Linked DNA regions of Homo sapiens: region 2 is linked to region 1. The links are chromatin loops, found by intact Hi-C in ENCODE. Cell type or tissue: gastrocnemius medialis. All regions are shown on one strand. Links, peaks and the distances in the headings refer to the core of each region. The heading gives the core; the rest is flanking DNA. Region 1 holds the start of NELFE (negative elongation factor complex member E). Region 2 holds the start of PRRC2A (proline rich coiled-coil 2A).

Region 1 (5,132 bases), core at 1-5,000:
TGGCTGGGGAATGAGGCGATAGAAATCACCAACAGGGGAGGTGGCGTCCACAGGGATGGCCCACTGCTCCTGAGATGGAGGCTCTGGGGCCTCTGGGGTGGATACAGCTGTGGACGCTTCCTGGAAGAGTCAGGGGTAGCAGTGATAAAGATACAACCAGAGGGCTCTCAATTAGCACTCCTCCCAAAAGATGTCCCTTTCTTCCCCTCAGACCCATCCTAGCCAGCCCACATCCTGGTGGCAAGGCTCTTTCTTGCCTCCACTACACAGAACCACCAACCTTCAACACTAGGTCTTCCAAGCTGCTTGCTCGGGCCAGGGGAGCACTGCAGGGAGAGGCTGAAACAGTGTCCCCTCTGGGACCTCCTGGCTGTCCCACTGCCTCATTCTCATCCTCGTCACCCCCACCCAAATCCAGAGGCTCCAACATACAGCTAAGGCTTAGTAGTCCAGGAGCTGGAGTTGGACAATCTGAGGAGCAAGCCAACAAGGTCAACCTTGTCATGTCCATCTCTGTTCCTTAGGAGAAGGACATGACTTCTCCTACACCCCACTCAAAAACTAAAACTAACCTTTTGGTGCAAAGTCCATGCCTTTCTTGAAACCAGGTGGAATAGTAAGAAGATCTGTAGGATAGGGACATGAAATCAGGTCACTGCACACTGGTGAACAAATTGTGTACATTATATAAACCTAAAAGATACCATTTACAGGACAGATGCTGTAGATAGGGATGTTTGCTATGACACTTTCCCAACAGATGACAGTAAAGGTTGTTGTAGAAATTTCCCAGCAGATGACAGTAAAGGTTGTTATGGACAGAATATCTTTTTCTAATTTTCTCAAAAACATGGGAGGGCTAGCAGTAGCCCAGTGATAGCCTGGGCTCTTCCTCCTCAAGGCTCAGACTCAGAGCCCCACCTTACCTTTCTCAAAGTCTATCTCCTCCTCAGCCTCCTCCCGTGTGTTCAGATCTGTTATGGTGGGTTCATCCATCCCCCCTGGGAAGAGACAGGACAGACAGGGATTCATGGGATGAGGGTAATACGAGATAGGTGGGGAACCCTTCCCTGGAGATTAAAGACACCCTCTTCTACCATCCCATCTCCACAAGAGTCACCTGGCCAGAAGGGATACTGAGTTGGATTTCCCCATAAGGACTGGGAGGCTGGCCCTGGAGGCCGGCGAAGAGACAAGGAGGTTGTAGCCGAGAGATTTGTGTTCTCCAGCAAGACCTAAGGCAAGAGATCAGAGCCCCAATGAGGCTGAGCTTGTCTCTGACCACCTCCCCTTCTCCCCAACTGTTTCTCATGACCCCTGACCTCCTACCTCTTTGTAACCCAGTATCTGGCCTGTGGTTGGGTGTCTTTGGGCCTGTAGGTCGGATGGGACTGGGGCTCCCAGGACAGCCAAAAGAGACCAGGGATCCGTCTTCCTCTGCCATTTTCTGGAGAGAAAAATAGTAACTTTTGGGTCTTCTTTCTTCCTCTGTCCCAGCTTCCTTCAGGAACCCATCACCCTAGTCTAAGCCCCTCCAGACTCCTCACCGGGCTGAGTGCTCCACACCATGCAGAGGCAGCCAGGCTGGGGATGACAGAAACAACTGTTCTGCTTCTTGCTGCAGATCTGGGGCACAAGGAGGGAGGCCATGGGGAAGCTGAAACAAGGGCAAGATGAGAGGCATTAGGTAAGGAAAGAGGATAAAATGCAGACAAAAGAGATGATGGGACTTGTGTTCAGATCAGAAATGGCAGATGTGTCAAACAGACTAGGACAATCAGGCTTGGCCAAAAACTACCTGCTACTGAATTACCTGGGGCAGATTTTGGATTTCAGAAACATGGAGGCTGGACCTAGGAATGTGCATTTTTAAAAAGCTCCCTGGCTAATCATGAAGCACACTGAAATTGGAGACTCACTGATTTTAGAAAAAGGGGTCCCAGACCTAAGGATGAAAGGTTGGAGGCTCAAAGCCTATCATCTCAGTCACCAAGTGCCCTGGTGCTTGGATACAGAAGGGAGCTCCACGGAGAAATGCCACATTTGAAAGAGCAGCTCTCAAAGCAAAAATATCCCCAGCCCTTTCTGCTCTGTCCTCACATGTACTGCAGGTACACTGGGCTGTAATCTGTCCAGCACCCCTTCAGGCTGGGATGGACAGGAGTACAGGCACAGATGAACAAGGTTAAGCTAGATCCTACTGTGAGGAGGGTGAAGGAGGTTTGGACTCAATGCGGGTCAAAGGTTAGGGTCAAAAGTCACTCACGCTACTCTCTGGAGCTCCAGGCAAGTTCAGCAGCTCCCAGTGCCCCGTGCATCCGAGCTCCACGGCCCGAAGGGGTAGGTCCAGGGGATCTGGAGGGGGTAGCACTACGGGGAAAGGTCAAAAGTCAGGGGTCAAAGTTCATTCCATATCGGCTACTCCGTTCCATTTCCCTCCCCTCCCCCTCACCAAGTCGCTCTGTCTCCATCATCCTGGAGCCACAGCAGCTGCCTGGCAGCCCGGAAGTGCGGCAAGTAGTCGCTGCGAAGTAAGCCCCGCCCCGGAACGGGCGGAAGTAGAGGCAACTTCCGGTACAGCCCCGCCGAGAGCGTGAACTATCGCTGCGGAGGGGCAGACCTGGACCGGTGGAAGGCCGGGCGGAAGTGCGCGCCTGGGGCCGCCTTGGTTACCGCGTTTTCCGCTCCTCGCTACGTCATCGTTGTGAGCCCGCTATCAGCGGCCAGCGCGGGCGCGGCCGGAGACCGTGGGGCCCCCGGTTGCCGCCCCCTCGGGTAAGGCCCTCTGCTTCTCACTCTTCGGCCCTTTTTCTCATAGCCGTTTCTCTGTTCTTCCTCTTTGCGTTGCTCTGCGGGCGCTACGCTGGCTCCACCGCCTTCTCTGCCGTTCAAACCCCGCGGTTGTCCTTACCCTAGCGAGGGTAGGGGGGTCGGGTGCCATCGTCTTTCCGACGGAGTGGATATTTGTCCCTCCTTGAACCACATGGTACCTAAAGGTGCTGGTGTCTGTGATCCCTGGAGACAGGAGGGAATGCTGGATGATCCCGACCAGCGGGAGCTTGGACAGCAGCCTGGTTTAAGCAAGGGGTAGGGAAAGCCAAAGACAAGAGTAGGCAGACCTGAAGGGGTGGGGTTGGGTACAGTGTGGACGGCGTGTGAACCCCGGGTGGTAACAGTGGAGAAAGATGTCTTGGGCCCTGCCCCTGAACTAGGAGCCACCATGTTGGTGATACCCCCCGGACTGAGCGAGGAAGAGGAGGCTCTGCAGAAGAAATTCAACAAGCTCAAGAAAAAGGTGAGGGACTGTGTGTGGACATGGCCTAACCTTTCACAGACTCTGCACTCTGAGAAGATATGGGGTGAGTGTGAGCGAATGGGGAAGTTTTTCTGGCCCATACCTAGAGACATATCACCTCACAGTGTAGCTTCGAGAGGTGGGCTTTCCCAAGCCTTGGTGTGGACCTTCTGTCTTTTCTATGCAATTTGCCATGGATTGTCTTCCTTTCCCATGGCTTTTAGTACCGCTTAAGAGCTGATGATCCCCAAGTTTGTTTTTTCCAGTTCTATCCAGTGTTATACTGAAAAACTTCAGATACTCAGTGTTGAAGCTATCATCTTTCTATTCTTGATCTTCCAAATAAGATTGACTACACCAATTCTGCCACATGTTTGGACTCAAAACTCTGACTTCCCCACTATTTGCATAGTCAAACCTTTGCCAAGTCTTATTGTTTCTTCTTTTGAAGTAATTTTTCCTGTTTATTCTTCACTGTGCATTCCCCCGAGCAGGGCTTTATTGACATTCATGTGGGCCATTGTAATGGTCTCTCAACAAATTTCTCAGTCTTTTTTTTTGAACAGACTTCTTCACTCCTGTTCAAATGATCCATTGAAAACACAAAATTCTGCTCCCTCTGTTTCTCAAAAACCATAAATGGCTTCACATTGTCTATAAAAAAGCCTCAAAACCTTAGTTTGGCAGCCTTGTCTAGTAAAGTAGAACTATTCACTACTTCCAAAAGATGCATTCCCAAAGCCTTCTTATCTCTGCATCTTTGCCACCCTGTTTTCTTTTTCTAAAATACCCTTCTCCTCTCTGTGTTGTGCAGAGATACGGGAGAGGGCCTAGTTTAATAGCCATTAAACATCAGAAAATCTTACTAGCTTTCAGCTATGAATAATCTGCACCTCTTATAATTGTATTGCTAACTCAATGTATTTTATTTCTCAGACTGTAAGCTTCTTGAGGGTAGGAACAATGCATTAGCCTCCTGGATATCCCTGTTACGAAGTCATGGCTGGGCCTCATTCAATATGCAGGAAATAGATGGATGAAGCTTCCAGGAAAGGCACATAAACTTATACTTACTTGCAGCTTATATCCTAGGATTCTAGTCCATGATTGAGTTATTTGTCTTCAACTTCAAAAATGTAACACTCTGGAAAACCTCTGGGTTCCGTGGTTTGGTTAGATTAGGAATTTCCAGCATCATACATGATCTAGGGGACCAGAGGCAAGAGGCAGAGCACATCAGTGTACCACTCTGAGGGCATCAAGAAAGACGGTCCCTGGAGTGATGTGCCCAGGGGCCTTAGGAGAGGAACCGGCTAGGGGCTGGCCCTCACTTACCTCTCTCTTCTCACCCTTGTTCCCAGAAAAAGGCATTGCTGGCTCTGAAGAAGCAAAGTAGCAGCAGCACAACCAGCCAAGGTGGTGTCAAACGCTGTGAGTGACAGGGGAAATGGGGATGGACTGGAAGTGGGCAGCATGGAGCTGACCTTCATCATGGCTTGGCCAACATAATGCCTCTTCCCCTTGTCTCTCCAGCACTATCAGAGCAGCCTGTCATGGACACAGCCACAGCAACAGAGCAGGCAAAGCAGCTGGTGAAGTCAGGAGCCATCAGTGCCATCAAGGCTGAGACCAAGAACTCAGGCTTCAAGCGTTCTCGAACCCTTGAGGGGAAGTTAAAGGTGAGCACAAGCAGAAAGATTGTTTAAAGGGCATCCCTCCAAGTTGGAATGTAGATGGGTTTGGGGAAAAATATGCATACTCAAGCACTGGCAAATTGCTGTACCATTCTGAGTTTCACCTCTCATGTATAAAATGAAAAAACTAGACGACTCCTGAA
Region 2 (5,520 bases), core at 261-5,260, 340 kb after region 1:
AGATCTGATGGCCTCCTATCCTGGGACACATTTATACATGTTGAATATTTTATTACCTACTTCCTCCAAACTTCTCTTAGAAGGGATTCCTTCCCCTGCCCTTAATAATCTCTGAAATCGCGCTGATTGTGGTGGCTCACACTTTGCAATCCCAGCACTTTGGCAGGCCGAGGCAGGCGGATCACCTGAGGTCAGGAGTTCAAGACCAGCTTGACCAAAATGGAGAAACCCTGTCTCTACTAAAAACACAAAATTAGCCGGGTGTGGTGGCGCATGCCTGTAATCCCAGCTACTCAGGAGGCTGAGGCAGGATAATCGCTTAAACCCAGGAGGTGGAGGTTGTGGTAAGTCAAGATCACACCATTGCACTCCAGCCTGGGCAACAGGAGCTAAACTTGGTCTCAAAAAAAAAAAAAAAAAAAAAAAAATCTATGAAATCCCTATCAAGAAGGCTGAGATATGTAACATTCAATACTTTTATGTGAGATTGGTTGATCATGAGCCTGCAAGAAGCAAGCTGGCCTCAAAGTTTCCCAAATCCACATTTATTTTCCTCCAATTCTTACGTGTCCAAAGACAGGGAACCACAGACACGCCTTTGTAGGAGGATAACTGGTGTTCACCCAGAGCCCACACCCCCTTTAAAGGACCCAGTGTAAAGTTGGGAAATCTCCTCTAGTCTTTTGGTATTTCTACTACAGCCACTTCCCTTTAAAGAGCTCTAAAACGTATGCCCCATGCATGCCTAGCTTTCAACCATCAGAAGCATCTTTGCAGGACTCTCACCAGCGGGTTTCTGGATCTCTAAGGACTTGCCCTTATACGTATCAAACAGGTTGAGCGAGGAATACTTCTTTCCATCCTTTCCCTTGGCAGTCGGCCCCGAGCGATCGGACATTGCGCTGGAAGCTCATTGAGTATGTTGGGTCCTGCAGGCACCTCCCCCAAAACGTGCCAGAGCCTGTGGGCCAGACAGCAAGTGTCTCAGTCTCTGTCCCCTGTACAGACCATAACAGAAACTTAAAAACTCCATTGCATTATCATTAGGGACTCAGATATGAGGCCCTCTGGTGTCTTTTCCTCCAGTCTATGTAAACTGCCCACTCTTCTCAAGCAACCATGATCTACTTAGCTCCCTCATAGCTCAAATGCCATGTTCCCTCCTTTCCCCCAGACACCTTTGTCAAGGAAATCTAAGTAAAAATCCAGCATCCTCCTAGTATAAACACTCTGCCCTTTGTGCCTGTCTACAAAGAGTAATTCCCTACAAGTAATAATCTCTTCTCTCTCCACCAAAATCGTTTCAGAGACTTACAACAGGACAAATTCAAGCAAGAGAAAACTAAAAAAGAAGCATACAATTCCATCAGAGAAGAAGAAACAACACTTTAGATTCCCTGTTTATTGGACACAAGCTCCCTAATCATGCCCCCAGGGCCCTGTACCCCAGGCTCCCAGCCCAGCAGCCTCGTGTCCATCTGGGAAGGTTTGCAGGAAGGTATGCTGGGAGTTTAAGGATTTTATGAGCTTGCTCAGCCGGAATGGGGGTTGGTACCAGAGAAATCCTCATAGAACAACTAGGGCTGTACATACTCCCAGGCTATAGGAACCTCAAGTATTTGAAATATCCCATCTTTTCCTAAACTTGCTCCTGTATTGGCTCCTGGAAAAAATCGCCTCCAGATGAAATACTGTTTTACCATATGAAGAACTGAGAAAAAGCATTATGGAGCCACCTTAGCACCCTGTAACCATGGGCCAGAAAACAGAGGGCCAAGGCCAGAGCCATCTTCGTTTTCCTATCCTCATTAAAAATGTCCATCACCAGTGTTTCTTTACTCGATACCTCCAGCTCCCTAAGCAAGCCGGACGACAGGTCTCTCAGTCCATTCCAGAGTGACCAGGCATTCGTTTATGGACGGGAACAGTGTAAAGAGATGAGAAATAGTGGGGAAGAAAGCAGGGAAATCCAGACAGGCCCAGAATGAAAGCTAAAATTGGGGAGAAAGAACTTTATGACAAGCTAGAGATAAGATGGATGTTGCTTCGTAGGTGTTTGAGGAGGCCAATCTGTGAAGATAAATATATGAAGGGAAAACGAATACAAGAGTCATGTAGCGAATAGACCAAAACTAACAGAAAATAATGAATACGAAAGCAGGTGGAAAATATATGGAAACAGGAATGGCAAAAAAAAAAAGGATGTAGACAACGAAGTAAGGGGGCAGAGGCCCAAGAAGAAAAACGGGGTTGGGGGAGAAAGGAGACGAGGAACAGGAAAAATGAAAAAGCAGACATAGGGCGACTGAGCAACATAGAAAGCAAAGATGCTGGGATAAAAGCAGGATTCTAGAGTGGGAGTGGCTCGACACGAAGAGGGGCGTCCAGAGGGGGGAACACAGCGCTGGATGATAGGAGGGGGTCCAATATGGAGGAAAAGCGCCCTTCCGAGAGAACCGTCGGGCGCGGCCCACCACCACGGGGCGGCAGCCGGGGAGGGGGCCCACAAATGGGGGTGAAAAGCCAGGAGCGCAGCGGAGGGTAGGGAGTTACGGACCCAGGCGCAGGGGTCACCCCCTGAAGCCAAGACGGTGGGTGGTTAGGGGCAGACTACGGATCCTGAATGAACTGCCGGAGGTGCGGGTCCCGGAGTAGAGGTACCGGAGGGGGAGGGGCAAGCAGGCCCGGCAGCAGGAGGACAAAATGGCGGCGGCTAATGGCAGCTTCTCCTCCCCCCGGCCCACCACCGCCGCCGCCGCCGCCACCGCCACCGCCACCACCTCTCCCGCGCCGGAAAAGGGCGTCAGCGCACGGTTCACCCAGACTCACCTGGCCGGGTGCGCGGGGATCCGGGACCCGGGCCTAGGGGCTCCCCGGGACGGGATGGCGGTGGGGCGGGGGAGGATGGCGGCGGATGGCGCCGGGTTCGGCTCCTCCCGTCTCCCTCGCTCACTCCGCGGCTGAGCCCCGACTAACGGCCCATCCGGGCAACCGCCGCCCCCGGGAGCACCCCCTCCCACCTCCCACCTCCCTCCGCGCCTAGACACGCCCCTTAATTTGCATAAAGGGCGGGGCACTTTCTACCCTAACCCTCTACTTCCAGGGCTGTCTTTAGTTTAAAAAAAAAAAAAAAAGGGCCGGGCGCGCGGAGCATGCGGAGGTTATTTGCATAAAGAGGAGGGACTTAAGGGCACTAGGACCCCGATTGGCTAAGGAGGCGGGCCCCCAGCGTCGGCCGTTGAGCCGTGTTGAGGGGGCGGGAATGCGGTGCAGGTCGGCTGGGCGGTTGGGACGCAGAATTTACACGACGAATGTGGGAGAAAGAGGCGGAGCGTGCGTCGGACGTTAGTAGAAAGATGGGAGCGGAGAGACGTTGGGACGCCAAAAGTGGAAGGCAACGACACACGGCCCGTGGCGCCTTCAGCTAGGGAGAAAGAGAGAGAGGACGGGGGCTGGCGGGCGGGATTAGCTGCCGGAGGGCTGAGTTTCCGCAGGCCTGGTAAGAGTTCCAGCTCTCGCATCCCTTTGCCGTGAGTTTGAGGAGGTGGTTGGAGCGGGGAAATGCACCAGAGGGGCGGGGCCTTCCAGTTATTATATTACGTCATGCAAATGAGGTGGCTAGACAGACCAATCCAAAGGCCCCGGGAAGCGTTTCGTCCGCACCACGCAGCGTAGGCATTCTTCGGGCAGTTCTACCTATTTGCATAATGTATGCAAATCATTTGAACAAAGATAGGCTAGGAATGACTCGTTCATCAAAATATGGGCAACCATCGACTAAGACGGACATTTAATTTTATAACCTATAATTTTCATGAATAAATTTTTATATTTGAAATTATTGGGAATTTGTAATTTCTTAACAATGGGTTTCATTTTGTGAAATGCAGTACTGTTACCCTCCTTTGTCTCTTACTACCCGATTCTAGAACTCTCTGCTCCCATCAGAGTTATACCCATTCAACAGATCATTCAATGACTATGATTTGAAGGCGCTGGAGATAATGCACAGGATATTATAGAAGTAGAGAAATAAGGCCTGGCGCGGTGGCTCACGCCTGTAATCCCAGCACTTTGGGAGGCCTAGGCAGGTGGATCACGAGATCAGGAGTTCAAGACCAGCCTGGCCAACATGATGAAACCCCATTTCTACTAAAAATACAAAAATTTGCCCTACGTGGTGGCGGGCGCCTGTAATCCCAACTACTCGGGAAGCTGAGGCAGAGAATTCCTTGAACCAGGGAGGCGGAGGTTGCACTCCAGCCTGGGTGACAGAGCAAGACTACGTCTCAAAAAAAAAAAAAAAAAAAAAAAAAAAAGAAGGATGGGCGCGGTGGCTCACGCCTGTAATCCCAGCACTTTGGGAGGCTCAGGCGGGCGGATCACCTGAGGTCACGAGTTCGAGACCAGCCTGACCAACATGGAGAAACCCCGTCTCTACTAAAAATACAATTACCCAGGCGTGGTGGCGCATGCCTATGATCCCAGCTACTCGGGAGGCTGAGTCGGGAGAATCGCTTGAACCTGGGAGGCGGAGGTTGTGGTGAGCCAAGATCGTGCCATTGCACTCCAGCCTGGGCAACAAGAGCGAAACTCTATCTCAAAAAAAAAAAAAAAAGAAAGAAGTAGAGAAATAAAATATGATTATGCCTGGGGTGATTGAGAAATGTTTCTAGAAAAACTCTTATTAAGAGATATGAGGCCGGGCGTGGTGGCTTATGCCTGTAGTCCTGGCACTTTGGGAGGCTGAGGCGGGCAGATCACAAGGTCAAGAAATGGAGACCATCCTGGCCAACATGGCAAAACCCCGTCTCTACTAAAAATACAAAAATTAGCTGGACTGGTGGCGCGTGCCTGTAGTCTCAGCTACTTGGGAGGCTGAGGCAGGAGAATCGCTTGAACCTGGGAGACGGAGGTTGCAGTGAGCTGAGATCACGCCACTGCACTCCAGCCTAGCGACAGAGTGAGACTACGTCTCAAAAAAAAAAAAAAAAGAAAAAGAAGAAAAAAAGGGCCGGGAGCGGGAGCAGTGGCTCACGCCTGTAATCCCAGCACTTTGAGAGGCCAAGGTGGGTGGGTCACCTGAGGTCAGGAGTTGGAGACCAGCCTGGCCAACATGAGACTCCATCTCAGGAAAAAAAAAAAAAAATGATATGAAGAATGATCGGAGTAGATATCTGTCAAAAATATATAAATAAATAGATATGAAGAACGAGTTAGAACTTACCCAAGTTTCAGAAGAAGGTGTACATCTCAGGTGCAGAGAACAGATTAGTGGAGGCATGAGTTTGGGGGCCTGTGCCTAGGCTGATATGGCTAAATAAAGGAGGCGGCTTATTCATTATGAAAAGTGAAGGCAGAAAAGTTTGCGGAAATCAGATGAGAATTTTAGTCAGAGGCTCAGTAAGATTTAAGATGACTTCTGTTTTCAAACTTCCAAAATGATTCTCTTCTCCCTTCTCCCCGGCCGGCTACCACACATACCGTTTTGTTACCCTTTGCAGCAAAATTCTTAAAAGG

What was found. Hi-C counts contacts between places; a loop is a spot of excess contacts. Peaks named below come from ENCODE experiments on the same cell type or tissue, not always from the same donor. Only the 100,000 strongest peaks of a DNase experiment are listed, where the experiment ranks them.
Region 2: it touches region 1 in a loop (11-fold over the local background); 4 of 110 quality-filtered maps call a loop at or near these places.

Annotation. Positions count from the first base shown.
Region 1 is chr6:31,956,535-31,961,666 of GRCh38, reverse strand. It overlaps NELFE (negative elongation factor complex member E), which reads left to right and starts at 2,696. Exons shown (of 11, transcript NM_002904.6): 1 at 2,696-2,775; 2 at 3,213-3,295; 3 at 4,657-4,726; 4 at 4,829-4,974. The coding sequence starts at 3,221. It overlaps SKIC2 (SKI2 subunit of superkiller complex), which reads right to left and starts at 2,492. Exons shown (of 28, transcript NM_006929.5): 1 at 2,453-2,492; 2 at 2,267-2,370; 3 at 1,548-1,657; 4 at 1,330-1,447; 5 at 1,121-1,235; 6 at 927-1,001; 7 at 573-626; 8 at 281-471; 9 at 1-120. The coding sequence starts at 2,474. MIR1236 (microRNA 1236) reads left to right here and starts at 4,727; the gene lies at 4,727-4,828. In gastrocnemius medialis, for the core only: no CTCF peak of the experiment used is centred there; a DNase peak (open chromatin) is centred at 2,566; H3K4me3 peaks cover 1,780 bases; H3K27ac peaks cover 1,577 bases.
Region 2 is chr6:31,618,168-31,623,687 of GRCh38, reverse strand. PRRC2A (proline rich coiled-coil 2A) reads right to left here and starts at 2,973. Exons shown (of 31, transcript NM_004638.4): 1 at 2,830-2,973; 2 at 787-998. The coding sequence starts at 898. It overlaps SNORA38 (small nucleolar RNA, H/ACA box 38), which reads right to left and starts at 609; the gene lies at 478-609. In gastrocnemius medialis, for the core only: no CTCF peak of the experiment used is centred there; DNase peaks (open chromatin) are centred at 3,147 and 3,597; H3K4me3 peaks cover 2,560 bases; H3K27ac peaks cover 3,725 bases.